Regions from separate parts of the Mus musculus genome. Here all the other regions are linked to region 1. Evidence: chromatin loops called from intact Hi-C (ENCODE). Cell type or tissue: heart. All regions are shown on one strand. Each heading gives the region's core, and the rest is flanking DNA. Links, peaks and the distances in the headings are about the cores only. Region 1 has its middle 11 kb from the start of Txnrd3. Region 2 overlaps Chchd6 (coiled-coil-helix-coiled-coil-helix domain containing 6). Region 3 overlaps Plxna1 (plexin A1).

Region 1 (10,564 bases), core at 1,561-9,560:
CCCCACCCCTGTCCTGGGCCTGTGTGACCCATGTAATGCCTTTACTCCTCTGGGGCCTAGACAGAGTCATGGTAGGACACAGGCTTACTGACAGAGCCTGTGTTCAGGAGCCAGAGTCCTTAAGAGAGAAGCCCAGGCTGAGAGGCATGGCTAGAGAGGCAGCTTCACAGAGAAGGTTACATGGGAGTTGGTGCTGACACCCTGAGGCCATCCCAAGCCAAGCAAAGACAGAACAGCTGGGCACACTGGGGAATGCAAATATGGGTGGCAGTGAGAGAGGACTTAGTGCCTACAGAGTAAGCAGGGCCCGACAGAGAACCAAGGCCTGGGACTGCTGTGCAGTCTCCAGAAAACAAATGGGAACCTAATGCAATGACATAAAGTAGAAGAAGGACAGTAGCCCTGTGGGCTGAACAGGGTCAGGGTTGGAGAAAGTAAGGACAGAAGGTGACAGAATGAGAGGGATGTCCCCATTCTTCTTGTTCTCTCTGTCTCACCCCTAGTCTCTGCTGTGGTTTGTATATACTGTGTTCCTCTGCCCAAAGACGCATGCCCCCGTTCATGCTCCCCCTCTGCCTGTCGAGGCTTCATTGGCCTGCGATTGCCACCAGTGGTGACCTTGGGGAGAACAAGAAGGCAGCTTCAGTGAGACCTCACCACGGGTCTCACGGCACAAGGATGGAGCACCTCAGGCACCATGAGCCAAAATAAACATCTCCCCTGTGAAGTCAATTGTTTCAGGTGTTCTGTTGGTTCTAGACACAAAAAGCCAACACCATCTGCTGAACCGTTTCTACCAGAGCTGTCTGCTTGTCACGGTTTCCACGTTACTGAAGGAATCCACATGGCTGTTTATTTGTTCCTAACAATCATTTTGTGTGCACAACACCCCCTCCCCATTTCTCCTGTTGCATTGATAGCTTGTTTTCTTCGATAACATAAACACCCACTGGCAACAGCACGTGTTTGCTAGTGTCTCTCATTCAGACTCGTTCGGTGCATAGGAGTGTCAAGGACAAGCACAACTGTGAGTCAAGGGTCATCCCAACTCCGGAAAAATGCAAACCACCACCCGTGTGTGGCGAGCATCAGTCCAGCTGTCCGTATGAGCCTTTAAAATACCAGAAGGAAGCAAAGAACTATAACCTTGATGGTGAGTGTCGTCAGCCTCACAGGACCTAGAGTTGAGTGGGAGACAATCCTCTGAGCATGTCTACGAGGAGGCTTCTAGATCAGGTTAACCAGGGTGGGATGACCCACCTCCACTGTGGGAATTGCTCTTTCATGGTCCTGGACTGAACAAAATGGAGACAGTGAGTTGAGCACCAGCCTGCATGTCTTCTGCTTTCCTGACTGTTAGCACGATATGAGCAGCTGCCTCCCACTCCTTCCAGCTGTGATGGGTTACACCCTCAACTGTGAGCCAAAAGGAACCTTTCCTTCCTTCCTTCCTTCCTCCCTTCCTTCCTTCCTTCCTTCCTTCCTTCCTTCCTTCCTTCCTTCTGTATGTTGCTTTTGCTGGATATTTGATCACAGCTATGACAAAAAGTAAATACTTTTTTTTTTCAAATGTGGTCACACTGATTTTAAAGACTATAAATAGAATTTGAATTTAAAAATCTAAGATGAAATGAAGCCAACAGACAAGGGAAAGGGCCAAGGGTCCTAAAATCCCCTCCATGTGTATGTCTCCGATGATTTAACTTCTTCTCACCAGGTCCCACCTCCTAAAGGTTTTGCTGTCCCTCGTTAACACTATAGGCGGAGGAATGAGCCTGCAGGACCTGGCCTTTGAGGCACTCCGAAGCTGTAAACTGTAACCATGTTCCCTTCCCTTCCTTCCTAGTGACTGTCCTTTTCTTCTGTATATGCCTCTTAGGATGGATATGGCCTAATTAATCTCCTCTTATCCCTTGTAATTCTTAATTAGTTGAAAAGAAATATATTAAAATCAGACTATAGAGCCAAGAATACTCTGTGCACATGCAGATGGGGGTTGCCAGAGGCCAGCAAAAGGAGGAGTCACGTGATGTGGGGGTGCTGGGGATTCGAGCAGTGGGTTACAAGGGATTTTTAATGCATAATAAAGGTACTTGAGAGTTGATTTTCTTGATTGGTCCAAAACTCATTGAATATAAGGAAGTCTATTTAATTGCACATTGTAAGCCATGAGCCATGAGATATGAGAATTATATCTTCAATCTTTAGAAAACAGTAAGGAAACAAGAAAAATAAGTGATTAATAAAACCCAAAAAGTTTGGAGTACTACTGTCAAAGGGGCAAAGATGATTCAAGTCATTTCAGCACATTTCTATGTCTTTGTAAATACTGTAATGTTTGGGAAAGAAGTAAATGTATGCTTCTAGTGTGTGTGTGTGTGTGTGTGTGTGTGTGTGTGTGTGTATGCATATATGTCTTTGTCTAAGAAAATTTCTCCGATCTGTAAAGATAGCTCAGCAGGTAAGTGTACGTTTCCTGCAGAGGTCCCAGGTTTGGTTCCAGCACTCACTTAATGGCTCACAATCTTGTCCGAGTCCCAGGGGATCCCATGCCTTCTTCTGGCCTCTGATAGCACCAGGCACACACATGATAAGCATACATGTATGTAGGCAAAACACTCATATACAGAAAATAAAGTTTTAAAAATTTAAACAGGCCTAATATGTACCCTAATATAATAAGGTTAAAACACACACACACACACACACACACACACACACACACACACAAAGAAAGAAAACAGGAAAGTAAGAAAGGAAGAACAATCAGTCCAGAGCCAAGTTCTCTAAGGGAGCCCCAGAGACAGAACAGTTTGCAGAGATTAAAAATACGCAGGCCTTCATTTTTAACAATTGCCTTTTTAAAGCTAGTTTTTAAAAACTTCATATGTACGAGTGTTTTGCTTGTATGTATGTCTGTGTACCACTTGCATGTCTGGTACAGACAGAAGCCAGAAAAAGGCATCAGATCCCCTGGGGCCAGAGTTAAAGATGGTTATGAACCTGGGTCCTCTGCAAGAGCAAGTACTCTCAACTGATGAGCCATCTCTCCTCTCTCCAGCCCCTCGGTTTTTGTTTTGTTTTGTTTTGTTTTGTTTTGTTTTTAAATATAGTTCAGCTTGGTCTAGAGCTTGCAATGGGGTTCAGGTTTTCCTGCTTTATCCTCACAGTTCTGGAATCAAAAGCATGCATCACTTTGTACACGTAAAACAAATTCCCTAACTCTGAGCTATACCCCAAGCCCCAGGCCTTCAGCTTAAATGGGGCCCTACCACAAGGGGCAAAGACGACTCAAGTCATTTCAGCACAAAATCTCAGCCTGTCAGGGAGAGCAGAACCCTCCTACAACCTTCTAAAGCGTGTGAGAGGCAGAGCCACGCCCTCCACTGCGCACACTCCCTAACTGCGAGCTAGAAGAAATCAGAGCACTGCCCCCAAATCCCTGAGCGGCCATAGTTCTAAACATAGACACCGAGAGCAAGCCAATGTTGAGAGCAAAACAGAGACATTCTCAGAAACAGTACTCAGTGTGACCATGCATACATTTCCCAGGAAGTCTGTTGAGGCTGCTTATCAGCACAGTAGCGAGCTGTTCCTGGAGGATGGCCTCTAGGGAGAAGCTGCAGGCCACCCCTGGGGAAATATGAATGGAGGCCCTTAGATGACAGTCAAGAAGAAGTCACAGGGGCTGAATCCCAACCTCTGCCCATTTTCACAGCTGCCTCTTCTTGATTTAGTGGGTCTCCCAAGGTGAATGCACCCTGTGCTGACTCTCCAGGTCCACAGAGACTCCTGGATAGCAGATGGCTCCAGAAGACAGGGAAACAACCAGAGAGCCAGCTTTGCAACTGGATGAACTTAAGTCCAGTAGTGGAAGGATACAACAGGTATGCTGGTTAGCCATCGCTGCATCACCAAGCATTGGTGACATTGGGTATCCACCATGCAGCATCACTTCTGAGTACCTGGTGCTTCTGCTTAGCCAGAATCTGTGGCGGTCTTGTGTATCAACAGCACCAGTGTGGAGCAGTCATGTGGGATGTTTGTGCTCAGATGGGCTCTAACGTGTCTGGAGGCTCAGTCAGGACAGCTGGAGTGACTCTCTTGAATCCAGGTGTCCTCTTGCCCTACCAGTCCAGTCCAGAGACCCAAGAGAAAGAAAGCATGCAGAGTTTTTTGAGGCCTCTATTTTATTTGACTTTATTACTTCTGCCACGTTCTGTTCCCCACACTATGTCCCAAGACCAACTCAGGTCTATCCAAGTGGTAGGAGACATGCCATGGAGTGTCCTGGGAGTTGCTACATGGTTACAGTGCTTGGGGACATAGGTATAGGGAGGGCAGCAAAATTGGGGCTACTTTTGCATTCATTCTGCTATGGACAACATTTCTTTTGTTTCCTTCTTTTTTTTTCTTTGTAAGGTAGCACAAAGTGTCCCTCCCTCATCCTCCGTGAGAGCTCTGCTCTCCTATCCCCGCAGGACTTAGGTGTACACGGACCATTTTACGCTGTTTACGCCGTTATGTTCCACATGCAGAGAGGCCTTTGGGTGGTTCCAGCGAGGCTCCCCTGAGCTAACAGATGCCTCCAGACTAACTCCAGTTCATCGCCCACTGGAGCAGAGCACTGTCGGAGAAGACACCCTCCAGCCGTGATGCATGGGAGTCAGAGCGTTCAGACTGAGACTCTCCTGGGGAGAAGGAGCCCCTGCCCTTCCTTTCCTGCTGAAGTCGATCCTTCCAGAAACCAGCCACAGAGGTGCAGAGGGTAATGGAAGTGCCTACTCAAGCGGAAACGCAGAATGGTGCCAGCTGCTCCCCTGTCTATGAAAGGAGACCTTAAGTCACCTTGGAACAGATTTGCCTTATTATTGCTGGAGTCCCCTTAAGTTGTATAAATGAGGGTATCTCAGCCCTGCTGTTTTGAGAAAGGGTGCAAAGAGAAGCTTGTGGTCTTTGGTCTGGAAATGCCTGCCTATCCAGTGTCCTTAACAAACAAAGCCAGGAAGAAGGCCATGGCAAATCTGTACAAGTACCAAGAGCCTTCAGGGGAGAAAACAGCTTTGGATCCTGAGCCTGAGTTTTTTCCTAGAAGCCTGAGGGCTATGTGGGTTATCTGAGGCTTGGAACAGGAAAGGGTAGACAGGCTCAGAGATAGAGAATCTGAGTGGCATGGGGTGTGCCCGTTCTATGACAACCCCTGGTATTTCTGCGGAGCCTGGCTTGGGTCGTGCATATAGACAAGAATTCATAGAAAAGGTTGGTAACTCAGGTGTTGGGAACGACTTTTAATGGCTGGGCTGTAGCTCAGTGGCAGATTGCTTGCTTAGCATCTTCAAGGCTCTGAGTTCAATCCCTGTGCCACATCAAATGTTATTATTGCTGATAATAACAGGACTGGACAGGAAAGGCTGCAAGCCTGACATTCAGGATTTGTATCAACCATAGCCAATAAGAGCAAGGAGACAGCATGGATGACTTTGATTAGCTCCTGGCACTTAAAAGTCACTACATAATTCAGCTGACCTCACTTGGAAGTCCACAGGGCTTCACTTCTGCATTTCTGGCAGACAGATCCTTCTCTGCCATACCCCCATGGTCTCTCTCTGCTTCCTCATTGCTGGACACGGGGCCTAGCATCAACAGAGGGATATAGTGTGGATTCAGTGCACTGTGAAGCTTCCTCAGAAAGCTCATTTCCACTTCTAGTGAGCAGCCAGGCAGGGATGAGCTTTGGGAACCAGGATTTGTAGGCTAGACAGAGATGCCACCCCTCAGGTTGATCTCAAAACTGCAGTACCAAGATACTGTTCTCTAGATAACCACTTGGTGGCGCCAAAGCTTCTTATGACGCAGACAAAATAGCAAGGTGCCCCTGTTAGAAGGATACTTGTGAGGCTGGCTGCCTGCTGGCTTCAGCACGCGACAGGGAAGTGGCCAGGTGCCTTTAATCCAGTAACAACCACCACCCAGGCGTGGTCAGTGCCGGCAGCCACAGCAGCTCCCTGGGGAGCTGTGTTCCAGTTCGCTTGACTCCACCTCTTTGAGTCTTGACTGCCTCTAGAATACAGTGGGGAGGGTGACATGGGTTACTGGGGTAGGTAAGCAAGCCCTGTGAACTACAGAGGTTGGAGCCTGCAAGGGGGATGAAATGAAAGAGGCAGCTCTTAAAAGCCGTCCTGGCTGGGCTGCTGAGACCCACCCATGCTGCTGCTGGGTAAACAGCTGGAAGGATATTCCTGGAGTGGTCACCTTGGCTTTAGGGCGCTCAGCACTTAGCACTTATGAGTGAACTTATTGAAACTCTACTTCTCTCTGAGCTGCTGTGCTCACTCTTATTGAGCAGGCAAGGAAACTGAGGCTCAAAGAAGTTGTGAATTTGGTGTTGAGTGGCCAACTTGAAGGCAGAAATAGGAGTGAGGAAAGACTCTAAAGAGGGACACCATGAAAGAAGACAGGAAAAGGGCAGGAGACAGACGACTGTGCTGATGGTCAGCTGGTGGCGTCCCTCTCCTCTGATAGGAATCTGAGCAGGTGAGGTGCTCCCCCCATTGAGCATCAGAAACATGGGAGCTGGGTTGGCAGAGCCAGAGGCTGTAACTCAAGCCCTGAGAACAGGGGCCCAGATGCTCCAGGCTGCGGTAGAGACTTGGGGCTCCAGGTATGTAGGCTACAGGCCCTGGGCCTTAACCCCCAGCACTGGTTCTTGACACTTAGCTTCCAACACTGATGATTGGCACCAGCAAGCACTGCTGCTAGGGGCCTTGAGCGGTGAAACCCTCTGCCCCGCACCTCCTGGACCAAGATGCCAGGACCTTCAGCCCTTAAGACTTGGTAGCTCCCTTGGATCTTCCAATGAATGGGGCCTGAGATTTCTTGCCTTCAGCCTTCCCTCCCTGGCCTTCTGGCTCCCAAGTCTCTTGGGTCACTTTCTCATTCTATAGGCTCTCCCTAACCAGGTCTGCTAATGATAAACATCATAAGTAAGGAAGAAAAGACCTTTAGGGGGTCTCAACACCAGACAGGAAACTGTCTCCAAGCTGACTCCAAAAGCGAGATCAACTACCTGCTCATACTGCCCAGAAAGGGAGTAGCAAGGGACCAATGCACAGCCATCACATGCCTTCGGCTGAGCTGCTAGGGAGTGCTCCCCATCAGCCTGTTAGAGATCACCAGAGCTTGGGATGGCAGAAAGGTCTCCTGGAACTATGGAAGCAGTGGGCTGGGGCCAGTGCCTTCTGAGCCAAGCTCCAGCAGCCAGTAGCTGTGGAGACTTCAAAGCAATGGGACTGACTTAGAGGCAGTCTGGAGAGTCTGCAGGCCCAGAGTTCTCCACTACAGGAAGCCAAGAACATGGAAAAGGTCTAACAGCTGCCCACCCCCACGACATCTTAGCTCACTTATGTTAAAAAATAAACATTAAAAGTGGTGCTTAGATTAAGTCCTACCGTTGCTATTAACAGCACTTTACCGATACTCACAGTGTTGCTCTAACCAAATGCTCATGGCAGAGTAGGGTCACTTTACAGGTGTGTCACCTGCAGGGCATTGGGGGACAATATGGGACCCTTTCCAGCTCACAGACCCTGCCCTAGTTCAAATGAAATACAATAGTGGAAAGGCTGGTGATCCTAGCAACCTGAGGGATGCTGTTTGCATGGCTTCTGCCTCAGCTCCCTCTTCTGTCTGCATGCTGCCACTATTGGTGGGTGTGTCCATCCAAGCTGCACAGAAGAGCTACCTACAGAGAGGCCACAGGAAAAAGAGCAGATGACACACAGCTGAGCTATGGAACGGACCTCAGGCTCCATCAACAAAGGAGTGGACACAGAAAATGTGGGCGTAAACACACAGTGGAGTTTTCCTCAGCCAAACAGTGTAGGAAAGTGGATGCAGCTGGACACTATCGCTTAAAGCAGATTAACTCCGTCTCAAAAGGACAAACATCAAGTGTTCCCTACACTGGTGAGTTCCACACATGAAATCTACAAACACGTAAAATCACATGTGAGAATAGACATGAAACTGTCAACATGAAGAAAGGGGGCTGATGGGAGAGGGAGGAAGGGGAGAGTCAGGGGGTGGGGGTATGCTCAAAGTGCATATATACTTGTGAGAAGATGGCTTCATGTAACACTGAATAAAATAATAAATAGATAATAAAATTTTAAATAGGGGCTGGAGAGATGGCTCAGAGGTTAAGGGTGCTTGTGGTTCTTCAGAGGACTCGGGTTCAGTTCCCAGCACCTACATTAGGTAGTTCATCCCCTCCTGTAACTCCAGTTCCAAGGGATCCAATACCTTCTTCGGGCCTCCGTTAGCACTGCACACATGTGGTACACAGGCAAAAACAATAAATATATCTTTAAAAAGCAATAGATTTATTTTAAAAATCAATATCCTTCACTGAGTCTGAGTAGCAGAAAAGACAAGAGATTTTGCTTCAAGGAGTAAATGCTTCAAGTTTGGGGTCTGAAGTAGATTCTAGAATGTAATAGAGGCTAAGGCTGGGACTGGGAAATTATATGTAAATGATTACATATCCAGTGAACAGACTTGTGTAAATGGCTACACAGATGTATCAATTTTACACAGTGAATAAAAAAGACACCAAGAGACCAACAGTGTCTTTGAGGTTATGTCCCTCTTGCTTCTGCCCAAGCAGCTTTCAGGCTGTGACAGAGCGAAGCATACCTGTCTCATTTTATAGAGATGACTGTCTCAGGGACACAGCCTCGAAGGGACAAAGCTGGCTGCAGACCTAAGCAAGATTACTCATGGTTCCTTTGCAGCCTGCCTCCTTCTCTTCTCCTCCCATCCCCTGAAAAATGGCTCCATCAACCTGGCTCAGCACGTTGGCCTCTCAGGTCTGGTTCTTACTTGCAGGAATCATTCTGCCCACAAGAATTTATTCAGTACCTCCGTGGCCAAAGTCCTGTCTACTGCTAAAGACATAGAGTGATAGTTACTGGCCCTGGAACTGCCTTCCTCAGGAGCCAGTATCTAGAGACAGCCAGAAATTGAGAGCAACTTAGGAGACCACTAATTGTCTGTTATTAAAGACCGGTGGCGTTGTTTATGCGTATTTCTTGAGTTATTTGTGCTTCTTGTCCTGAGACGTGATGTATGGAACAGGTAAGGAGAATTTGCTGAGAGACTGCAATGTGTTCCTTGCCTGCTCTCATCCTTTTTCTTCTTTTTAAACAGCTATAGGAATTAGTGTCTAAATAAAATCAACCAACAGGAAAGTGAGCACAGTGCTGCTTTATAACTCTGACAGATGACGGTAACGGACCGCAAACCTGTAGCACAGAAAACCTATAAAACAGGCCTCAAAGCACAGCGCTTTTGTCAAGTTAGAATGAAGGATGTTCTGGGCTCCGGGGGAACTTAGCAGCCAGGAGCGAGGGAGAGTTCCTCAGGTCTTGTGAGCAAGATGTTTATAGCCTGCAAGACTGAAAATCTGAGTTCCAGAGATGTGGAGGCTGAGTGCAGAGGAAGAGCTCGAGGTTGCTTCATGTATAAGCTCCGTGGGGTTTTGATAGCCCTGCACTCACCAGGTCACTGGAACACAAGATGACTGGAGGCTTTCTTCTTTTTCTTCCCCCCTCCCTCCTTTCCTTCTGACAGCTGGACAATCAGGGCTTTTCTTGCCAAAAGCAAAATGAAGAGGACTGGGAAGTCTGAAAAGTAGGCTTCTGTGTCTGGTCCAGTCCCACTTACTGATGCATAGACCCCATGGTTCCGCAAGGTTAGCACAATAACACTGTCTAGGGATGACTCTCTGCCAGTCACCACACTCACCATGGTCCCTATCAGTTCTTTACCAGCCTTGCTTTCCCTTTCAACCACTTCTGCATTGCGCAACTGATTTCATTTCCTGACTTAACCCAGAGTCTCTGAGTCTCACATCCTACAGATTCTGACACATCTTGACTCTCTCCTCTTCCTCTGCCTTCCACCAGAAAAGATACCTCCACTTTGCTTCGATTCCTAAGGATCTACTCACCCTCCAAGTCTTACCAAGCCAACCTGTCCAGAAGTGCTGGAACAGGGAAGTAGAGGAGGGTTGGAAGAAGTGTGGTAGGGTTACAGCGCTTAGACACAGTCCTGCGGGAACCTCTGCTCAGCATGCAAAGCTATAGGTGCTGCTAGCTGCTCAGATCTGTTTGCAAATCTATGAGCTGGTTTAAGAATCTGAGCATTAGTCTTTCTAGTGCCACTGTGGAACAGCCGCCAGAGTCAGTCAACAGGGACGTGTTGCTCAGGAATCAGACCTAATATAAAGAACAGGAATCTTGAATTCAAATAACGAATGTCTGCAGAACGCTGCCCAAGGATACTGACTTCATAAAAATACAAATAGAAAAATCTTGATTCCTTAACTAGGAAAATGGCTTATCAGGCAGATGGAGAAGTGGAACGAATACAGCCAGGGATCAAGATGGTGACTTGACAATTTGCTGAGGAATTATGCCAGAACAGAACATTAAAAAAAAAAAAATGGAGGCACTGGAGAGATGGCTCAGTGGTTACCAGCACTGACTGCTCTTGGTTCCTGGCA
Region 2 (10,564 bases), core at 1,728-9,727, 76 kb after region 1:
GCGGATTTCTGAGTTCGAGGCCAGCCTGGTCTACAGCGTGGGTTCCAGGACAGCCAGGGCTACACAGAGAAACCCTATCTCAAAAAAACAAAAAAAAAAAAAAAAAAAAAAAAGTTCAAAAGAAAACCAACTAAGAAGATGTTTATTTGATTGCTAACCAGTAACTTAGTAGACTTTAAGCTTCATTTGCCAGGAAGCAGGACAAGTGGGTTTGGGAAATTCAGGCCTCATGTCTTGAAGTTGGGATAACATTTAACTGAGCACCTTGGTGGTCTTGTCTACAACTAGGCCTCTTCCTGAGATCTTGAATTCCCATCTATGTCTATTTTGCTGGTACCCAGATGGCAGATAAAAGGTTAAACTGGGACAACAGCCTTGCCATTCCTCTCTTCTGTCCTTCAAGTCCTTAAATCTTTGTTTGTTTTGTTGTTGAGCCTGGTCTTTAGATCAAATCAGATCAGAGGCTGCTTGTTTTTTGTTTTTTCTGTTAAGATCCAGAGAGGAAATACTCCCGGCTTTATAGGCCATACACAATCTCTGCTTGCTTTTGTAGTGTTTAGGACACTAAAATACGCCTGGACTGTTCTTGGATCAGAGGCCATATCAAAAGAGCCCCATGGCAGGATTTTACTGTATTGCAGAAAAACTGACCCACAGTGCTCACCTCTGGGGATTTTATTTTGTTTTTCTGCTTTTGGAGACCTGGTCTCTGGAACTTACTGTGTAGCCCAGCTGGCCTTAAAGTTGTAGCAATCCTCCTGTTTCAGCCTCCAGACTACTAGGATTTCAGGCCTGGGAACTACATCCAGCTGGGCTTTTAATCTTAAAAGTATCCCTGAGTACCCAGTTCCTTGGCTCCAGTCTTTTCAATCTTTTGATTTAAACAAACAAACAAACAAACAAAAACTTATTTGTGTGTGTGTGTGTGTGTGTGTGTGTGTGTGTGTGTGTGTGGTGGGGGGAGCAAGAGCAAGAGAGGGAGAGAGGGAGAGAGGGGAAGAGGGAGAGAGGGAGAGAGGGGAAGAGGGAGAGAGGGAGAAATTGAAAATGAAGAACTTGTGTGTGTGTGCGTGTGTGCTCACAGAAACCTGCAGAGGTCATAAAAGGATATCAGAGCTCTTGGATCTAGAGTTACAGGCATTTGTGAGCCACCTGATATGGGTGCTGGGATCTAAATTCTGAACCTAATCGAGTAGGGAGTGTTCTTCACCACAAAGCCATCTCTATAGCCTTAGTCTTTTTATCTGTAAAGAAACTTGGAGTTGGGTGGCCTCAGTTTTGTAGTGGGAGGATTTTGTGTTGGCTGGTGTCTGAGCCCAGGTCTTATTTTCAGTGAGTATTTATTGTCTCTCTGGAGACAAAGCAGTGATCTGTGTGGGGACAGCCCCAACTCCCCTTTCACTCCAGTTTGCTTCTCTTGCCATTTTATATAGTGCAAAAAGTGTTCCTCCATTAAATATACTGCCACCCTTTTCTGTGCGTCCCCCCTCCAACATATACTGTGCTCCCCTTTTCTGCACATCTGGAGCACAGGCATCCAGAAGATGCTATAGTTCTTACACCTTGGTCATTTCTAAATTTGGCTCTGTCAGATGACCAAATTCTAACACTGGTTGAAAGAGCATACTTGGCTTTATTTTCAGTCTAGAACTGAGCAACACTGTATGTGTTCCATGAAGTAGACTAGTATTCTGATGGCTGTAGAGGGGGTCTGAGCAGTCTGACTAGAAAGATTTTCTGAAGGCAGTAGAAACAGACTCAAAAAGGAGACTGGCTGCACTATGCCAGCCATTTCTTTCTAAGGTGAGGACAGGGAGACAGGACAGATAGATCACTTGAGAGTGCTGTGTTTTGTGTAAGGATTTGGAGTTTTGTGGTCAGACTGATTCATATTGGTCTGTGTGTAAGCTTCGCTGTTCTCTTTCTAATCCTATTTCTGGGAAGGTTGGATAAACAGCTTACTTTCAGCTTGACAGCAAGGAACTTTAGCTTGAATGACTCCATTTTCTTTTTAGCATGGTCCATACTTGAGTTTAGTCCAAAACTCTTGTTTCTACTTAACAGTTCTATTGGGTATTTTTCTTTTTAATAACAAGCCACCTTTTTCTATTTTTCTGTATATTTCTTTGCCTGGACGTCATCTGTAAAATAATACAGGGCAGTGCTCTTTCTCTAGCTCATGGTAGCTTGGGAAGGTAATCAGCTGTCTCTAGGGAAGGGGTGCAGGTACCCTGAGCTTATTAGCCTTGTAGGAAATAACTATCAGGAATTTGCTGCAGTCAGAAAATTATTGATGTTGGTAATCCCAGGTGAATCCCTTGACCCTGAGCAGCACCTGCCACCCAGGCCATGTGGGAGGCTAGTACCAGAACTAAAAGGACCCTTTGCAAGCTATTTTGGGGCACATGAGATATTATTGCTGGTCCTCTTACTGATATAGGTCACTTGGGTATGTCCTTAGGCAGGCCCAATAGGCCTGCAGGTGGAAGTTTCAGCTTCTCTCCTGGGAAGCTCATTTCTCACCTGAATCAAGGTGTGGTAATGACATCCATGCTATCAGCCTCCAGGCAGCTAGTGGTCCCTTGGTAGAGGCCCATGAGGTGTAGTGTGAGATCAAGGTAGTGAGGGTAGGGTAAGTGTTAGGACAGGAGTTGGTGTAGATAAGGTGGCCTGAGTTGTTCTGTAGAGGAAAGGCAGAGTTGGGCAATAGTCTCCCCAGGATGAGGCAGGGATCCTGAGGACCTGTTTAAGAAAGCTGTTGCTCTGTGGCCTGCTCAGAGTCACATTCAGTGGAAGCCCCATTTCTCAGTAGCATAAGTGTGCACATTGTATTCCAATGAAATAGTAAGGATTTGGGGTGGGCTTCAAGCCTGGCCCCTATCACAGGGTTTTAGACACCTTCAGCATGGCCTCATAGAGCTGTCTGGGGGCACCTCAGTGCCCTCCACTGTGTGCCCACAGAAGCAGCAAGTCCTCATTAGTGCGAACTTTGTTAGGCAAGTGGCTGATTGTGGTTCCATTCTCAATGTCGTTACTTTTAATTAGCAGATTGCAAGTCTATGAAAATTTATGTTAGCACTAGGCACAAATGAGCAGGCTGACAGCTGAGGCTGGGACCTGGAGACAACTCTTAAGCATTTTCTCTTCAGTTTCTTGAAGACCAACCAGGCTGACAGTTGCAGTCAAGCCCTCTGCCTCTGTATATCCAGTGGGTTTCCAAGGAAGTGAGCTACTAGCTGCCAACTATAGGGGTGTCAGAGTGGTAGGGAATGCCCTTCTTCACTTTCCACAACATTCTGACTTGTGGAAGGCCAGACCCAGCTGGTACTCTGGGCTGTGTTTTGAGCAGAGCTTTTGGTGCCATGCATAAGCCCAAGCTTGTGGGACAGCTGGCTTCAGCACTAGATCACCCTCTTGCCTGTGTGAAGTGAGTGAGTGAGAGAGAGAGAGAGAGAGAGAGAGAGAGATACACACACCCAGGTGACCATTCTGCCCTCTTCTGTGGTGGGCATCACTTACCTTGCATGTTGCTGCTCCTGTTATCGTGGCTGTTTATGCTTTCGTTGCTTGGTGGAAGAGCCTGTGTTCACATCTGTGCTGCTTCTGAGAGGCTGGTAGGTCTGGGTATGAATGTCCCTGTGACTGTGCATAATGCCACCTTTGCCTTATTGCTTAAGCAAACTGTTTGCCCCTTGGGTAGATGCCACTGCTGGCTACTGGGAAGGCAAAGAATTGAAAAAGGTTGCTAATCTTACCAACCAATTGAACAGGAGCCTTAAGATCTTAGATTCTCATCTGTGTTGTGTCCACTCAGTGGCTGGACCATGCCACCATCTTGTGTTTTGATATACTAACCTGTGCACCAAATACAGAGAGGTTGTGCTGTCATAGAAGCCCATTTGTTAGTGGCTTAAAGAGTAGGGCATGTTGATCTTGTGCTTCAGATACCCAGGAGCAGATAGTCCAGGCAGATGTGGTAGGTTAGTGTGTCAGAAGGGGTGTAGTCTCTTTCTGATCCTCACTGTACCTCTCCTCCTGGATGTAGAGTGGCTGTCACATCATTTTCTAGTTCAGAAAGAAGAAAGGCCCTAAAGCCCATTTCCTAATGAAGCTTTACTACTTTCTATTGAAAAGATCCAGGAAGTCTCTGGCAGAACTGACACATGAACATCTCTGGCTGAAAGGAAGGTTGGGATAGTAAGTCATTTTAGCTGGGCATAGGACTTTCTGACACCAAGACATTGGGGTTGTGTCATTCAAGAAGTGATAATCTGGTGACTGGTGATAATCACCTTCTACAGCGTGGCAGCTTAGAAGTAGCTGACCTTTGGACTCTGACTTGAAGACTGAAGGTACTATTGCTGTGACATGTGTTGTGACCTGTGCCTGTTGTTCTGCCTCTGAGATTCAGCTTTCTTTCTGGTCACGTGGCACACTTCTCCTGCAGTCACCAGGGTGCCTCCGCCCTGAATGCCAGACTCTAAGCATCCCTTGCGCTCTGCTTTGTCAGGTGAAGTGGTCAGTGAATTCTTAGCATGGAGCCCAACCTCCTCAAAAATGCAGAGAAGACCAGCAGGTGACTAAAAGGGGACAAGAGAATTTAGGCAGGTCATGTTGTTTTAATATAGCAAGGAAGGGGCAGGCACAGAGCACTCCAGTGGCAGAATGACGACTGCTTTAGGACAATGGAGTATTTTTGCCTCCCATTTCATCCCCTCTCCTATGGCCTTGTGTTCTCTCAGAACTATCCACTTCTCTTTGGTGCTCCCAACTCAATCTTGGAGCACTTGGAGAGGAGGCTCATCTTTTGGTTCTTGACACTCTTGGTTTCATCCATCTGGACACTAGGACTTGAGAGTTGTTAGCCATGGACCCATGTGAAGCTGACTAAGGAAGGAGGTTGTGGGTGCTGTTTCCTGGGTACCTCTGCATCCTCTGGCAGTTGCATTGCCCTGCCCTCTTCAGCCCTCCTCTCAGTGCCACATCCCAGTAGGACTTCCCTGCCATTCTTCTGTGGTGCCCTTGGCTGGAACCTGAGGGAGGGGGGGGGGACAATGTTGAGGATAGCAAGAGACAAAGATCTAATGCTTTTGGGTTGAAATGCCCTGGGAGTGTTAGTGGTGTAGTGCAGGCTTCTGTGACTGTATATTGTCCTTTCACTTGGGAAGGACCATCCAGGGCTGGGTTGCCTCCCTATTCCTGCCCCTGGGTCTCCTGGGCCCTGCCTACTCCTCTTCCCAGCTAACCTGTCTGCACCTCTTTCATGGTGTGTGGAATGGGTTGCCTGAACCTGGCCTTGAGCTGCTCTCTTTGATACTGCCACACTGTGGTGATGACAGCCAGTGCTAAAGCATACACGGGCAATGGGGCCTCCATTCACAGGCATCCAATGTCAGGCAGTGTTGAACATGGGCCCATTCTCTAGCTGACTGGTTGGACATGATGTCGGCCCTTATCTCTGCTCTGACACACACTGGACATTAATAGAAATACAACTCGGCAATGCGTGGATGGAATTTCAAGCAGCCACACCAGGCCAGTGCTCTCTATGGCCATTGTGTGCTTAACCTCTGCCGAAGAGGTTTTTGATGAGAAACGAGCAAGACTGTTAACTCGGCAGCTGGGATGTGGCAGGCTTCCTTCTTTCCTTTCTTAGCCTTTCTTCATTCAACACAGTGCCTCCCTAATCCTCCCTCAGGAGAGCTGGCTTTGCTGCCTCACAAGTTTATTTAATCCACTGTTACAGGGTGACACTCCGTTGCCCAGGGGCCTTGGCTGTTCACAGGTATAGCATCCCTGTGGTGGTCACACAAGGTGGCCAGGGATGGCAGGAAAGCCTGCACCCTGTCTGAGCTGTTTGACCCAGGGTTCCTGCTCAGGTCCCCGACTTCCCAAATATACACAGTGGTTTTGGGCCTGCAGGCTGCTTCCTTTCCCAGGCACACTCAGTCTTCCAAACTCTTTGCTTTCTCCCCTTTGCTTACCTCCTATTTCTCTTCAAGTGCTGGGGTGATGTGTCAGCCCTTCTGACCAGAGCCAGGACTCACAGTTCTGGGTGTACTGCATGGGAGCCAGTTGGCCTGCTAGACTGCTGATATCTGTGGGACAGATCCCCCCATTCTTACTGTGACAGAAGATAACAGGATGACAAACCCTCAACAACAGTGACCCCTGGGTCCTGATAGCCAGGACAGCAGGGGGGCTCTACAACAGCATTCCTGATTCTCTTTCCAGATCCATCACTGAGCCTTCCTACATTCTAGGGGCGTCTTTTTCTGGACTGCATCTCAAGTCAGAAACTGTGTTCACTTTCTCCTTCTTGCCCCACCAACTTCCTTTCTGGCTTTCTCCAAGGCCTGCAATGGTTCTAACCTTGAGCATTTCTCCTGTCTGACAAGTTTGTGTTGAGAACTGCTTCTGCATGTTGTTTTATCCTCTAGGCCTGCCACATATGACTGTTCAGCCTGGGTGTTTCAGTTAGATGCTCCTCCACACCTGGGCCTAGCTCCTGAGGGTTGTGAGAGACCTTGAGAGTCTAGAAAGATCACCTTTCCTGGCATCCCATTGCAAAGACTCTCTGCCACACCAGCCACACACACCTTTCCCTAGCCCCTTCCTAGCTTCTAAGTCTTTGCTTCTGAGGTACCTTGCCTTCAAGTGACCTGGGTTGGATCCTGGACCTAGTCGCTTCCTCCTCCCCAGAGCCCCATTCTTTATACTTAGTACCCTTTCTGAAGACGATAGCCTTTCCTAAGCAGCCCTTCTAGGTTCCTCCCTCCTCTTCCTGTCCCTTTATCACGGAGGGTGGTGGAGGTGCGGTGGTAAAGCTGTGATCTCACTTCTCAGACAGTTTGGCTTCTACTTCCATGAATGCCTCCTCAGATGTCTCTATGATCTTTCCAACAAATCTGTCCATTGAGTTTCACTGTCCTCACATGGATTTCTGTTATTTCCTCTGCTGCAGCTGTCTATCTGGGCTTTGTTGTCTTAGTGTGTTGGACATGCATTATTGACATAGAACCTGCTCTGCTGTGGCCTAGACTCCCCTTGGAAAAGCAGACATCAAACAAGCAAACACTCTTGAGCTACAAACTGAGCTAAGAGAGATGCTAGTGAGGTGGACAATGCTTAGTGAGAGTAGCAATAAGGACCTAATGTAGGTTGAGGTGTGCAAGAGGCTTCTCTGAGAAACTGACACTTGGACCAAGCCTGAGGGTCAGTAGGACTTAGACTGAGGGAGGAGGGGGAGAGGTCTGAGGATGAGGAGCGGCAGCACTGCAGTCAAGGTCAGAGGAGGAGAACTCGTTGACAAGCCTGGGGTCATAAGCTGAGAAAGCTGTGACTTAAAAGGGGCAAGCAAGGGAGTCCTCAAGTCACAAGATTTCTCAAGCAGAGGGGACAGTCAGGGTTGGAGATAGGAGGGAGCTTATGGTAGGTCTTTATCAAGGTGGAGGAGGGCTCAGAGTGGAGGAGGCAAGATCAGTGGGAGGCTCACCACCATCCCAGGGAAAGTTGTGATGATCAGACAGGACACTGATTGTCTTGGAGGACTGAGTAGATAGGCAGGATATTGACTGGGAGCCCAGCAGCACAGTGAGTGACACAAGTAGAAAGACCCAGCACCCTTTTCCATAGCTCGGTGGTCTGGGCTCGTAGGGTTTCCAGCCTCAGCATGTGTGGCTTCCAGGTGGTTGCTCCAGCTCTCCCTGATGGGGAGGGGGGCCTGGTGAGATCACGGCCAGTTTAAAAGCAAGAACAGAACTGAGCACACCATTTCTAGACATGTCCTGTTGGCTGGACGGTCCTGTGGCCTCTCTCAGCTATAAGCTGTTTAGGAATTGTGTCTAACTGTCGTCAAGCTGAAGCTCTGTCACAGTGGAGGAGGGAGGCATGGCTGTTGGGGACAGATGGAAATTCTCACTCTCTGCTGTTGCCTCCTCACTGCCCCACCCTCAGTGACTCCCACATTCATCTTGTTCTGAACTCTGTGTGGCTTCTGTTCTCTAGGAGCCATTAGGAACTGTGCTGGCCACGGTGACGAATACTTGAGAGATACAGTTGAAAGGGAGGTACCGCTTGCTTGGGCTCATGGTTTCAGAACTCTCTGCTCATAGCTGGCTATATTTCTGGCAGTGAGGAGGCAGGTGGAAGGACATGGCAAAGCTAAGTTGCTCATCTCATCCTGGCTAGGAAGCAAAGGGAGGCAGAGGGGCCCCGGACATTGACGTATACTAGGTCTGTGCAACCCTTTACCAGACATACTCGATCTGGGTTCCTATCTTCCTCTCGGGAGCACCTCTTGTGTCCACAGTGAGCCACTTCCTATGGCCATGGAAAGTATTTTCTAAGAAGTTCATGTCCTGAAATCTCTGGAAGGAGCAGCATAGAAGGGCATTTGGAATTGGTGTGCCTACTCCATGAATTTCCTTTCCTGTACTGCCATAGGGCAGGTGTGAGCAGGGAAGCTGCTGTCTGCTCTTGGGAAAAGTTGGGAAGGAGGACAGACTCATAAACTGACTTCTTTCTGCTTTTCACTCTGACTCCTGGGTAACTGTTTTCTCAAAAGTTTGGCTTATTGCACAGCTTGGGAGAATCCCACTGAATCTTGGGAATGAGGTCACACTGCTGTACATCCACCCCCAACCTCTCTCGGGTCTGGCCCCTCTCTGTCGTGCTTATTGAGCAGAGTCCACTAGGTGGCAGTCCTGGGCCACTTGTTGGTGGGGACGATTGAAATGCTGCAAAAGACCCAGTGGGATGGAGAGCAAGGGTCCTCTTGCCCAAATGCCTTTTAGTGGGTCTGTAACTGCTGATTCTAGAGACACTGAACCTGGTTAGGAAGCCAGAGATGCCTTTTCTTCTGGCAGACTCTCCACCTCTCTCCTAGCCTTTGATTTTGCTAACTCTACTCTCCTGTTGTGGCTGCCCTAGGCTTGCTGCAGTTCAAGAGACCAAGTGGTGCCCCTGAGAATCAGAGAAGGAGATCTTCCAGCCCCTGTAATGCACTGGCTGGAGGATGGGCTCCCTCTTCTTGCTGTGGTTTGCTTCTTTCCGAGGATGTTGCTGGTGGCAGCTTGGCTTGAGTCCAGAGCAATAGAGGCACAGTTGGGCTTAGATGGGGGGGCAGGGTGAGAAATGCTGAGGTTTGAGGAGGGATGGTCTGGGTCATTCCCTTATCAACCATAGGTTACTGTTTTCTCAGGCTGTGTAGTCCAGGCTGCTCATAGCCTAATGCCTCAAATTAGGGTGGGATTAAGGGTGGCTCTGTGGACTTTGTCCTCAGACAGATGGTTAGGAGACAGAGGGTTCCTTGCACCATCTTCTCTAAGAGCTGGTGACATCCTTCAAGCGCCTTTTCTTGGCGTCTTTGCACAAAACAAGCAGATTCTGACTTTCTTGTAGGCGGATGGACTGCCAGTTTTGGCAGCAAGGGAGATTTTTTTTTCAAGGCCCGGAGAAGACATGGAGGGAACTCAGCTAACCTAGCGGTGACTTGAACTGTGGTGAATAGCCATTAGGTTAAAGGATCCTAATGCTGGCTCCCAGTACAGCCACTGCTGCTCATTTCTCTGAAGAAGCCAGGGTCTAGTGGCAAGAGTCCTATTCTTCTGTGTCCTTCTGGAGAGTCTCCAGGAGGATGACATGGCAAGATCATCTGTGACATTCCTATGAGCATGCTGTAGCTGGCCTGCATGCCTACCATAGCTCTGGCTTGCCCTGAATTGGTTGCTGCCAACTCCACAGCAGGGTGGGGTCTCATGTAAATATGGAAGGTCTCTGTAGGGATGTCTTTCTCAGAGAGCTGGTCCTAGCCATATTCTTCTCGGTTTCTTGGCAGCCACTCCAAGACACTGATCAGCTGCCCCCACCTGTTTTGGCCTTAATGCCTTTGTTGCTTCCTAGTAGTTGCTCAGAGCCTTCATGACTGTCCTTTAGGTAGTAGTGGGTGAAAAGAGAGCTCTGGGTTTTGTCCTCCTGTCTTGCAAGCTCTTGTACTACAGTGGTCTCAAGGGCACAGCATACATACATTCCCAGCTCACTGAAAGTTGGTGTTACTCACAAGGTGCTTGCCATAGTGACTGTCATTCCTCAGGGTTAGGGAGGAAGGACTCTGCTGCTTAGCCTTTATGGGGGAGAATACCGCCTTGAAAGTGGTGTGGCTATGTAAGTTCCAGGTGGAAGAGAAGCACATTCCTTTGTCCACAGCAGTGCTGATACCCCCAACGTTCTGTGTACAGTTTCTAGAATACAGGTAGAAAAAGGAAGGGACTTAATATGCATATCAGTCCATAAATCATCCTAGCAATTAGAGTTCTGGTTCGTTGTGTTACAGAGTCGCCAAAGAAGAAGTAGAACTCCCTCTCTAGGGGAAGATGCCTAAAGCTAGCCATGGTTCAGCTCTCAGGACTGTATACTTCTGTGCTTGCCTGGACACTCCCTCATGGCAAAGCTGTTGCTAAGGTGCTGAGACTTAGCAAACTGGGGAGAGAGGAGGTAAAGTTATCCAGGAACATTCTTCCTGATGTTTCCTTCCAAAGCAGACTGTTTAACTGCTCCACTGCAA
Region 3 (10,564 bases), core at 1,458-9,457, 290 kb after region 1:
CTCGACTATACCGATCACAAGGTCTCCTCCTGCCCTCTTACCTCAAACTTGCTTTCTTTCACAAGCCTCATGGTGGCCCATGAAAGAGGTTCCTGCCTGCCAGGTTCCCTGCAGCTTGATGGTAGGCACTGGAGCCCACGTGTACCCTACCACTGAGTTTTGGTGTCTGGATTGGTAAAGGAACCAAGGCACACCCACCTGTCCAGTATGTCTTGTCCTATCTCTGTCTTTGGGATGACTTGGGTCAGGGACAGTGAACTGGGTCAGCCTTGACTCATTCTGAATCAGCCTGGTTCTTTGGTGGAAAGGTGCTTGTTAGAGGGCTTGGACCCTTTGCATCGGGTAAGGTGGGTCTAGGATAGTGTGTCGTGGACCTGCCTCATTGAGCACCCTTTGCTACTACAGATTCTGGTGGACCTTGCAAACCCCAGCGGCAGGCCGGCCCTGGCTTATGAAAGTGTGGTGGCTCAGGAGGGCAACCCTATCCTGCGTGACCTGGTCCTCAGCCCCAACCGCCAGTACCTCTATGCTATGACGGAGAAGCAGGTGGGTGCTGCTGGCTGATTGGCATGAGCTTTTAGGGTGACTGGGGTGGGATCCCCAGTCAGAGATCCCAGTCAAAGGAACCTGAGGAATGGCTTGCCTGGAGTCAAGAGGCTGCTTTCCCCCATGGAGGTGTCCTGTTGGCTCTAATACCTGACATGACACTCTACAGACAGATGAGTGGGCCTGCTAAGAGGTGTGGTTATGAGGGTTCCATGTTATCCATGTAGCCTCAGACTCCCCAGGGCCTCATGGAAGGCCCTCGTTCTCTCCCTGTGACCTCTAGCCCTGGAAGTTGGTACTTGGGTGACTGCACTGTCCAAGCACAGGTGCCTTTGGAGGATTGAACTGGGACGCTGGGCTGGGCTTCTCTGGCTCAGGCTCTGGCTGTCTACAGTGGGTTGTGGCTTTGTCCTTGGCGAGACCTGGCCAGCCTGGCTTGCTTAGGTCTTCAAGGTATTCTTATGTGCCCAGCTTTACCAGCTTGTTGCCTGTTCCTCCTTTCTATGTAAACTGGCATCCCTATGGCAGATGGGCAGGTAGTAGTTGGAAGGGAGCAGGCAGAACATCAGCTCTTGCTTCTCCTCTGCAATCCTTCTTGGTTCTGCCTCTGGGGTGGGTCCTGAGAACTGGGGAGACCCAGAGTTGGCCTGCTCCTCTGCACCACTGGGCTGGCCCCAGCCTTCCTTCACCAAGCTGACAAGTCTCCATTCCTCAGTAGTCCAGGCCATAAAGGAGTCCAGACAGGTGGGAGACAAAGTGTGGTCCCAACTGTAGGTCCCAGCTAGCTGCCTGCCTTGGAACTCTTGTCCCTATTGACCCACTTGGCCTGGCTTTTGAGTACACTGAGCTCTTCGGGATGGGCTGGGAACCTGGGATGGATGGGTCTAGCTAGGCCTCTCACTGTGATCCTTCCCCAGGTGACGCAGGTGCCTGTGGAAAGCTGTGTCCAGTATACTTCCTGTGAGCTGTGCCTGGGGTCTCGGGACCCCCACTGTGGCTGGTGTGTCCTGCACAGCATGTGAGTCTGGGAGGTCTGGCTTGAAGAGGTGGGTGACATTTGGCCTAGTGGCCCCTGGAGGCCTGCTGTGTGTATCTCAGATAGTCATAGCTGCCCTAGGTCTCATTTGACCCCACTGACAAGTGATGGGAGTGTTAACAGGTGGGGGCAAAGGAATCCATGCCCTCGGCCCAGGGACCCCTCTCCAGTGGCCCTGGAGACTCTGGACCTATAAACCCAACCTAGGCATGTTCTTCCTGCAGCTGCTCTAGGCAGGATGCCTGTGAGCGGGCAGAAGAGCCCCAGCGTTTTGCCTCTGACCTGCTGCAGTGTGTGCAGTTAACTGTCCAGCCGCGCAATGTGTCAGTCACCATGTCCCAGGTGCCGGTGAGTGTGGCTGTTGGAGATGGCTGGGAGGGAGCAGTTGGGGGTGGGGGGGGAGGTAAGTGGGGCAGGTAAGCACTTACCCATTCCTTCTGCCATGGCCAGCTCGTGCTGCAGGCTTGGAATGTGCCTGACCTCTCAGCTGGTGTCAACTGCTCCTTTGAGGACTTCACGGAGACTGAGAGCATCCTGGAAGATGGCCGCATCCATTGCCACTCACCTTCTGCCCGGGAAGTGGCGCCCATCACACAGGGTCAGGGTGAGTGGGTTCTTCCTGCTCAGCAGTTGCAGGTTAGGAGGAGAGTCAAAAGCAGGAGGTGTGTGGAGCCAGACGAAGCTTCAGAAGGGATCAGAGTGGAGCTGGGGAATGTCTGTGCTGCGTGGGAGGAAAGCCTGGTGCTGGTTTGAGCACATGCCTTTCTGCCTGCTAAGGTCCATTTTACTTGGCAAGTAGCCCATTTAGCTCAACCTTCATGAGGGATCTGTGTTCTGATTCCTTACTGGCCAGTTAAGGATGGGGCATCAGCTACCTGGGGCCCAGGCTAGAGGAGTGATGTGTTGGTTTATATCTGGGCTTTCTCTGTGAGTGCCAGGTCCTGTGGTCTCTGGCCCTGATGGCTTAGCCTTCATGTTCTGCAGGAGACCAGCGGGTGGTGAAGCTCTACCTCAAGTCCAAGGAGACAGGGAAGAAGTTTGCATCTGTGGACTTTGTCTTCTATAACTGCAGTGTTCACCAGTCGTGAGTGTCCCTAGATCCTGCCCTTGCTGCACTCGCATCCCTGTGGTCTTGCTGCAAACACTTCTTTGCAGGCCTGCTCTCCTGCAGCTGACATCCAGTCAAGCAGACAGGATAAGAGACCCCCACAAAAGCAGCCTGCCAGTTGAAGAGCTATCTGGGCAAGGCCCTGAGGGCATCATGGAAGGAGGCTGTGGCTGGTATTGCAGCACCTGTGGAGAGCTGTTTTAGGAACTGGGTGGGAGAGATATGACCTATGAGAAGCCCTGCTGGCCAGCAGAGTGGGACCAGGGCCTCCAAGGGAGACATTGATCTGGGCCATTGTGAAACCCAGACATGACAACTCAGTGTGTGCTGATTCTGGGCCTGGAAATAGTTGCTGCACAGTAGGACACCTAGGCATTGGCTTCTGCTTGGTTCTTGGGGCTTCTGGGTGGCACAGGGAGTTGGGCAGGGGCAACATTGTTTGCTTCTTCCCATCTTAGCTGTGAGCGCCTAGCTTCAGATATAAGGAAGCTGGGGACATATTAAGGTTCATTACTGGTCAAGAGAGGGTCCTTAGAAGACCAGGGCAAGGGTGGGGATTTCAGAGACAATCATATCAGGCTTGGCCTAGGACATGGGGTTGGCTGGCTTTTCAATCTTGCTTTCATTTATTGAGACACTCCACAGTTTTCTTGGAGCTGTCTTCAGGAGCAAGGTGACCAGAACTGGTAGGGCTGTCCTATAGGGCAGGGAGGTGTATTCTGGAGGCCATGAGGCTGTCTCTTTGCAAGCCCCCAGGATTATGAGATGCACACTGAACAGCTCCTACCTAAGTAGAACAGGTTTGGATAGGACAGGCGGAGGAGGACTGAGATCTGAGCAGTTAAGGGAGCCACTCCCCACGTGCACCAGCCTGAGCCCATTGAAGTGGAGCGTGTGACACATGCTTCTGGTGTACTTGCAAGTACAGTCTGGTTCTGTCATGGGGACCAGGGGTCACTGTAGTGACTAGTACTGGGTTGAAGAGGAAGAGAGTCAGAGGAGGTAAGACCATTCTCAATGAGGCCTGGGCAGCAGGCAGCAGGTCTGGTGACCTTCTCTCAGCCAGGGGCAGCCATTGCAAAGGCCCTGAGGTGACGACACTTCAAGGAGAAGCAGCACATTAGGTCCTCGTGGTGGAAGCACAAGCTGAAACTCCCTAGGCCTAACTGTCTCATTTCTCCCTGCAGCTGCCTGGCATGTGTCAACGGCTCCTTCCCCTGCCATTGGTGCAAATACCGCCATGTTTGCACCAACAATGCGGCTGACTGCGCCTTTCTGGAAGGCCGAGTCAACATGTCTGAGGTAAGGCTGGATAAGTAGCCTGAAGGCTTCAGAAGTACCAGTGAGCCTCAGGGTATCACCCAACAATACCCATGGGTGCCTAGGGTGCCAGTTGTATACTATGAGGTGTGACTAAGGTGGAGACATCTTCCTGAATGTCATAGCCTGAGGCCAAACTGGGACCATTTGCTGGTGGCCATGGGTGTCCTTTGTAGTCCTTAGGAGACAGAGGCCCTGTAATAGCTTGTGCCAGGGCAGCCTGAGCAGCACGTTTCATAATAGTTCTTTTCCCAGACAGGGAGGGAAGTTACCAGTGGTGCTGTGGGGGTTTCTGAAGCTCCACATGGTAATTGCTGCTGTGTCTGACTGTATGAGTGGAAAGCCACTTCTCCTGGAACCTATGACATCCTGGGCATACAGGATGGGAAGTGGGGACAGGGTCCTAGGGTCCATGTTGGTGTGGAGCAGGACCTAAGTCAGGACCCATTCATTTCATTATGAATACTATGCTGAGTTTGGGAAGGGGAAGCCGTGAATTCTGTTACTTGGGTCTGTGGGAGCTGCAGCCAGACTGGACTTATCTGAAAAACTTGGCAGAAGGTCATATGTGAGTGGGGCCCCATGAGCTGCCCTCCTCTGTCCCTCCTTCCTATACCCTCCCACCATTCTGCTGCTTCCTGGTCTCATGTCTACTAGACAAGGTGGCAGTAAAATACAAGACCCTGAACCTAATGGTGAGGGGAGCTGTGACAGTGGGTGGAGCCGGGACACAGTGGGGGTGAGGGGGTGTTTCTAGGAGGGTAGCAGTTGGAGAACTGGATCACAGTATCTAGGGTAGGAAGTAAGGAGCCAAGTCAGGGGCCTTGGGACCTGGCCAGGGCTGGCCTGAGGCCACTTCCAGAGGCCTGTGCAGTGCCCTGGAGACAGCAGTATGCTAGTAGAAGGCAGGGGAGACCCCTGTTGGTGGTTCCTGAAGCCAAGGCAGTCCAGGTTTCTTCTCTGGTGTCCCTCTAATCCTGCTCTGAGTAGCCCATCGCCTCTAGGAAGTTTTATTAACAGAGGACTCCCCCTGGAGTGGTAACCTACTCAGGTTCTCATACCCAAGCAGCCATAGTATTCTGGGTGGGATGGGCAGCATAGAGCCTGGTTTGTCTGCACAGGGCTAGCGTCAGGGAAGGGACTTTTGGAGAACGAGTTGATCCCATGTGTGCATACTCTTCTTTAGTTGCAGCTTTGTATGGAAGGTCACCAGTGTTATATAGCAATAGACATAGCATATACAGTGGCAGGCAGCACACCCCATCTCCCTGCCTCTGGCTCTGGGGGACCTCATGCAGATTCAGACGTTCTAACCCAAGATCCTTTTCTGTGCCCAGAATACTGGCTCGAAGATGCAGAAAGACCTGTAAGCGCTCACCTTGCCACCCTGTACTCGGGGGCTTGCGGAACAGGTCGTGAGATAGGCAGCCGGCATGGGGTGCTAGGCCCTAGAAGGAACCTCACAGAAACCTGGTCATCAGAGCTCACGCTGACAGTCCGGGAACCTGGCATGTCCTAGTAGTTCCACATTCTGACCTTGCTGTAGGGGTGGAGAGTGGCCTTCCCAGTGGTCTGGTGGATCTTACTCTTGGCTTCTCTCCCTCGCTAAGCCCTAGGATGACCTTGAGTTCCCACTAGGGAAGTAGACTTGTCTGCATGAGGGAGAGGGCTGTGGGTCAGATGACTAGGAGCTGACCAGAGTCCGAAAACATCCCCTTGTCTTGACTACTTCCAGGTTGGTCCTGGAGTGAAGGCATAATCAGGAGCCCTTAGGCAGGGACACTGGTTCCACTCCACAGTGTTTGCAGTGTCTCCCAGGCATGCCTTGGGCTGCTGAGAAACAAGGAAATAGTTAGACCTTTCAGGGCTGCTGATCCCTGAACCAATAGACCCCAAAGACTCTGTGACCTCCTCTTAGCAGGGTCTGAGGTATAAGTGTCTGGTGGGATTAATTCAGCTTGACCCTGTGTGCCCCAAGGGTCCCACTCAGCCTGGCCTATGAGTTCTAGAATCTATAATTAGAAGATGTGCTGCTGGGCTTGGATAGGATACAGGAGGCTAGGTGAGGTGGAAGCTACACCGGAGGCCCAAGCAGGTCTTCCATCCAGGATGTGGCTGCTGGACTGAGCTGGGAAGACAGTGTTGGGTTAGTGGAGCAGGCAGGAGGATTTGCTAGGCTCCATTCAGCCATGTCTGCCCTCAGTCTGCTGCAGTCACCCAAGGGTATTACAGGGGTCAGTGAGCAATGCTGGGCTCTGGGCCTGGTATGCTATACTAGGTGGATGGTAAGCTCAGCTCACAGGGGCCGTTGGAGGCTTAGGGGAGGCTGACACTAAGTTGTTGCTGTTCTCTCAGCTAGGTCCCATCACAGCCTGAGTCTTGGGGTATAGTCTCCAAGTGCTCCTCAGATGGTATGGAAGACAGCAATGTGGATGTGGCCCTGCATACCAGTGTCTTCTCCAGGGCTGCCACCTGAGTTGGGGCTGGTGGCCAGTGAACACAGGGCCATCCCACAGTCTTGCCCACTGCGCCTGTCCAGATCTTCTAGGGTCAAACCGTGAGAGGCTGGGTCAGAGGTCAGGCTCTTTGGGCTCTGCAGAGCAGATCCTGGGCCTACATCTTGGGAGCCAAGCCAGTCCCCAGGGATCAGGCCTGTTTTCAGCGTCCCTATTTAAAGCTGCTCCACACGCTCCCACGGGTCGCCTCCTCCTGAGGCTGCTGCCAGCCATGCTGCAAGCAAGCCGGGCGTTGCATCAGTTATTGTTGCTGAAACCCTGGCCCTGGGGAACCCTGCTGTTTTTCTACAGGGCCCAGGCTATTTTTACACTCCACGGGCCCCCAGCTGAGAGCCTGCTACCCCAGCACCCTGTTTTTGGCTCCTGCTTCAAGTCTTTGCAGCTATGGGCCAGATGGGGTACCTGTGGCCACGAGAGTGAATAGTGAGGGCCTAGAATATGGCAAGAGTAAAAGGCTAGCCCCGTGCAGCCACATCCTGGTTGGAGCAGGACCTGAAGACCACTGTCTTTGCGGTGCCCACATTCAGAGTGACACAGGGAACCTGGGCTTTGTGAGTCCCCATAGCCTGGGCTGCAGTGGAACTTGCACCTCTTGCTGCCATCAGACCCAGCTCAGCCAGTGCTTTGCTGTCCTCAGGACTGCCCACAGATCCTGCCTTCTACCCACATCTATGTGCCAGTGGGTGTGGTGAAGCCCATCACCCTGGCTGCACGGAACCTGCCGCAGCCACAGTCGGGTCAGCGAGGGTACGAGTGCCTTTTCCACATCCCAGGCAGCCCGGCCCGAGTCACTGCACTGCGCTTCAACAGCTCCAGCCTGCAGTGCCAGAACTCCTCGGTGAGAGAATAGCAGTCGGGCGGGCAGGTGGGGCGCTCCATACTTTGGAGTGGGTCATTGCCCGCTTGGTCCCAGACCTGGTTTGTTAGCAAAGAAAGGCCAAGATCTGAGGGCTCTGTTGGCTTCCTGGCCAACACTGAGTCCTTGGGTGAGTATGGGTGGTGTAGCTGAGTGGGATGGTGGTGGGGCTGCACTATCAGGTTCTTAAGTGAAACAGCCAGGTAAAGCGACCAAAGCCTGGTTTTGTGTCCTTTGGCCATAAAGGAAGGCTACCCACACCATGGCCGTCTGAAGATCAGCAGGTAGCCTTGCTGGGTGGGTAGGGAAAACCCATGGTGGAAATCTTCTATCTCACAGTGACGTTCCCAAAGTTTCCACTGAGTTTAGCAGTCTGGTACCGAGGACTTTCCTAGAGCAGAGAGTTCTTTAGAGAACAAACCCTTCCAGGATGTGCACGGGACACCTGAGCTCAGGCTTGAGCTCTCCTTTGGCTCCTGACTACTGGCAGGCCTCATTTTCCCCATCCAGGAAGTGTATAGTCAGGAGGACAATGAATTTTTTGGAACAGGCTTAGGCCCAGATTATTAGAGTTGTATACACCGGGTTGTTGGCAAGACTTCAGTTGTCCTCGCCCCTGGTTCCAGCAGCCCTTGGCTGACAGGAATATCCTGCAGGGTAGGAGTTGGGGTCAGAGTAGACAGCTTTCTACCAAATAGGGAAGGCTGTACTCAACCTCTTTCACTTCCCATCCTTCTCTTACTGGCTCCTCACATAACCTGCACCCCCCACCCTCCCTCCCCTCTGACTCTTATCACCCCTTTTTCTTGCTTCTGCTTCCTGTGTCTCTCCATCCCTGTCTCTGTTGTCCTCTTCTCTGCAGACCCCCATTTATCTTTCCTTCAGCAGTGTTTAAAGGGAAGGAAGGGTATCAGGAAATTTGATAGGATCCAATTAAATTCCTCGAGATAAAATAGTGATGAATTGCTGGGCCACCCCTTTGAGATGCCAAGCTGCAGGCCTGGGCCCAAACACAGTACAGAGCTGAGGTCATCAGCTGCAGAAAGTGGGAGGCAACTAAGCCTAGGCCCAGCCCTTGAGAGGGGCTGTACCCTAAGTGCAAGGTAGCCTGGGGAGAGGTGGGAACAGCACTTACTCCCCAGGACCACCAGTGCTCTTCTGACCTATGCTGAGGCCGTGGGATCACAAATACCACACACCTCAGAAGTCCTGGCCAACTCAGAAGACAAAGACTCATGTTCACAGAGCTTTCCTGATGCTCTTGGGCTCAGCTAGCCTACTCTCCCAGACAGCTGACTGCACCTCCTCTCAGGCAGGACGGCCCTGCTCTTAAAAGTAGTGTCTGAGACAGCCTTGGAGGATAACACATGGAGACTGGCAGTTGATGTGGTTTCTTCATGGCTGTAGGAGATAGAACTTGGCAGGAGGGAACAGGGCCATGGAGCTAGAAAAGAAGCCATGTGTGGAAAGATGACCAGAAGAACTGTATGTGTTCTAGTCCAGCTTGCATGTAGGCAAGCCCATTCAGTAGTCAGTTTCAGAGATGTTGAGGGGCCCCCACAGGCACCAATGACCTTGCATGTAGCACGGGGTGGTGGACCACCACCCTAAGCATGACCACTGTGCCTGCTTCCAACAGTACTCCTATGAGGGGAATGATGTCAGCGATCTGCCTGTGAACCTGTCGGTTGTGTGGAATGGCAACTTTGTCATTGACAACCCCCAGAACATCCAGGGTGAGTAGCGGGGCTGGTGGCCTGGGTGGGTGGATGGTGGATGGTCCATGCTGACTAACCTTCCCACCATCATAGCCCACCTCTACAAGTGCCCAGCCTTGCGCCAGAGTTGTGGCCTCTGCCTCAAGGCAGACCCACGCTTTGAGTGCGGCTGGTGCGTAGCTGAGCGCCGCTGTTCCCTTCGTCACCACTGCCCAGCTGACTCACCAGCCTCCTGGATGCATGCCCACCATGGCAGCAGCCGCTGCACAGACCCCAAGATTCTCAAGGTAGGAGCTAGAGACCCAGTCCAACACCTAGGCAGCCCCACCCTTGTAAGCCCACCCAGTATCTCCTCCCACCCTGCACGGTAGACCTTGCTATGTCCGCCCCAGCCTCTGCCTTCCTGCAGCTGTCCCCAGAGACAGGCCCTCGGCAGGGAGGGACTCGACTAACCATCACCGGTGAGAATCTGGGCCTCCGGTTTGAGGATGTGCGGCTAGGCGTGCACGTGGGCAAGGTGCTTTGCAGCCCTGTGGAGAGCGAGTACATCAGCGCAGAACAGTAAGGCAGACTAGGCTGGGTGGTGAGGGCCTCAGTGGCCGGGGGAGCTTTTTTGAAGTGCTGAGCCCCACCGTACCCACAGGATTGTCTGCGAGATTGGAGATGCCAGCACGCTGCGGGCCCATGATGCCCTGGTGGAGGTGTGTGTGCGGGACTGCTCCCTCCACTACCGAGCGCTGTCCCCTAAACGCTTCACTTTTGTGGTAAGCCCCACCCCACTGCCCTCTGCTTCCTGCTGCCCCCAGAAAGTAGTTAAGGATACTGCAGAAGTAGGCCTGGACTCATCTCTAGTATAGGGCACTGCCCCCGTTGCCCATACCTAGGCTGAGCCCAGCTACAAGGGAATGGTTACCCGTGCCCCCAGAGCTGCCTGTGTGAGAACACAGATGCTAGAGGATGCACCTAAGAGGGAATTCCCTCTAACAAGTCATCTTCCTGCAGACACCGACCTTCTACCGTGTGAGCCCCTCCCGTGGGCCTCTGTCTGGAGGTACCTGGATTGGCATCGAAGGGAGCCATCTGAATGCTGGCAGTGATGTAGCTGTGTCCATTGGCGGTCGGCCCTGCTCCTTCTCCTGGTATGGGGTGAGAGGAGTCAGGGGACACAGGGCTTTCCCTCCTGGCTCTGCTGTCCCCTCCTGTTGCCTGGGCAACGGGTATGGAAAACCTGGTTGGGGTGATCACTATGGAAACCTAGAGGCAGGAGAGGTTGCCATGGAGATAGGGGGCCAGCCTCCAGAGTAGAAAGGGGGTGTGGCCTGGCCTCAGAGGGTACTGCCTATATTGGCTCCAGTAGCTCCTCCTAAGAAGAGGGGGACATCTATCTTACAAGCAAAATAAAAAGTATTTTTAAAAAGTTTAATAGAGAAAACAGACATCTTAACAAAAGCCTTGAGACTTGAA

What was found. Peaks named below come from ENCODE experiments on the same cell type or tissue, not always from the same donor. Only the 100,000 strongest peaks of a DNase experiment are listed, where the experiment ranks them.
Region 2: a loop joins it to region 1, with 5 times the contacts of the local background. A loop is called at or near these places in 14 of 42 quality-filtered maps.
Region 3: it touches region 1 in a loop (2.7-fold over the local background); 6 of 42 quality-filtered maps call a loop at or near these places.

The regions. Positions count from the first base shown.
Region 1 is chr6:89,627,522-89,638,085 of GRCm38, reverse strand. No RefSeq gene overlaps it. Among named protein-coding and RNA genes, the nearest start is that of Txnrd3, 11 kb to the left of the region's middle. In heart, for the core only: CTCF peaks have their summits at 5,608 and 5,818 (motif pointing right); DNase peaks (open chromatin) are centred at 3,575 and 5,925; H3K27me3 peaks cover 1,399 bases.
Region 2 is chr6:89,551,625-89,562,188 of GRCm38, reverse strand. All of the region lies in intron 4 of Chchd6 (coiled-coil-helix-coiled-coil-helix domain containing 6), which reads left to right. Among named protein-coding and RNA genes, the nearest start is that of Chchd6, 39 kb to the left of the region's middle. In heart, for the core only: a CTCF peak has its summit at 5,356; DNase peaks (open chromatin) are centred at 5,418, 6,018 and 8,698; H3K27ac peaks cover 1,624 bases; H3K27me3 peaks cover 307 bases.
Region 3 is chr6:89,333,951-89,344,514 of GRCm38, reverse strand. Plxna1 (plexin A1) reads left to right here. Exons shown (of 32, transcript NM_008881.2): 4 at 406-546; 5 at 1,464-1,564; 6 at 1,807-1,930; 7 at 2,033-2,186; 8 at 2,567-2,666; 9 at 3,878-3,992; 10 at 7,164-7,364; 11 at 9,022-9,118; 12 at 9,194-9,387; 13 at 9,510-9,661; 14 at 9,744-9,864; 15 at 10,103-10,239. Among named protein-coding and RNA genes, the nearest start is that of Gm40415, 22 kb to the left of the region's middle. In heart, for the core only: a CTCF peak has its summit at 4,932; DNase peaks (open chromatin) are centred at 4,844, 5,594, 6,704 and 7,405; H3K27ac peaks cover 1,569 bases.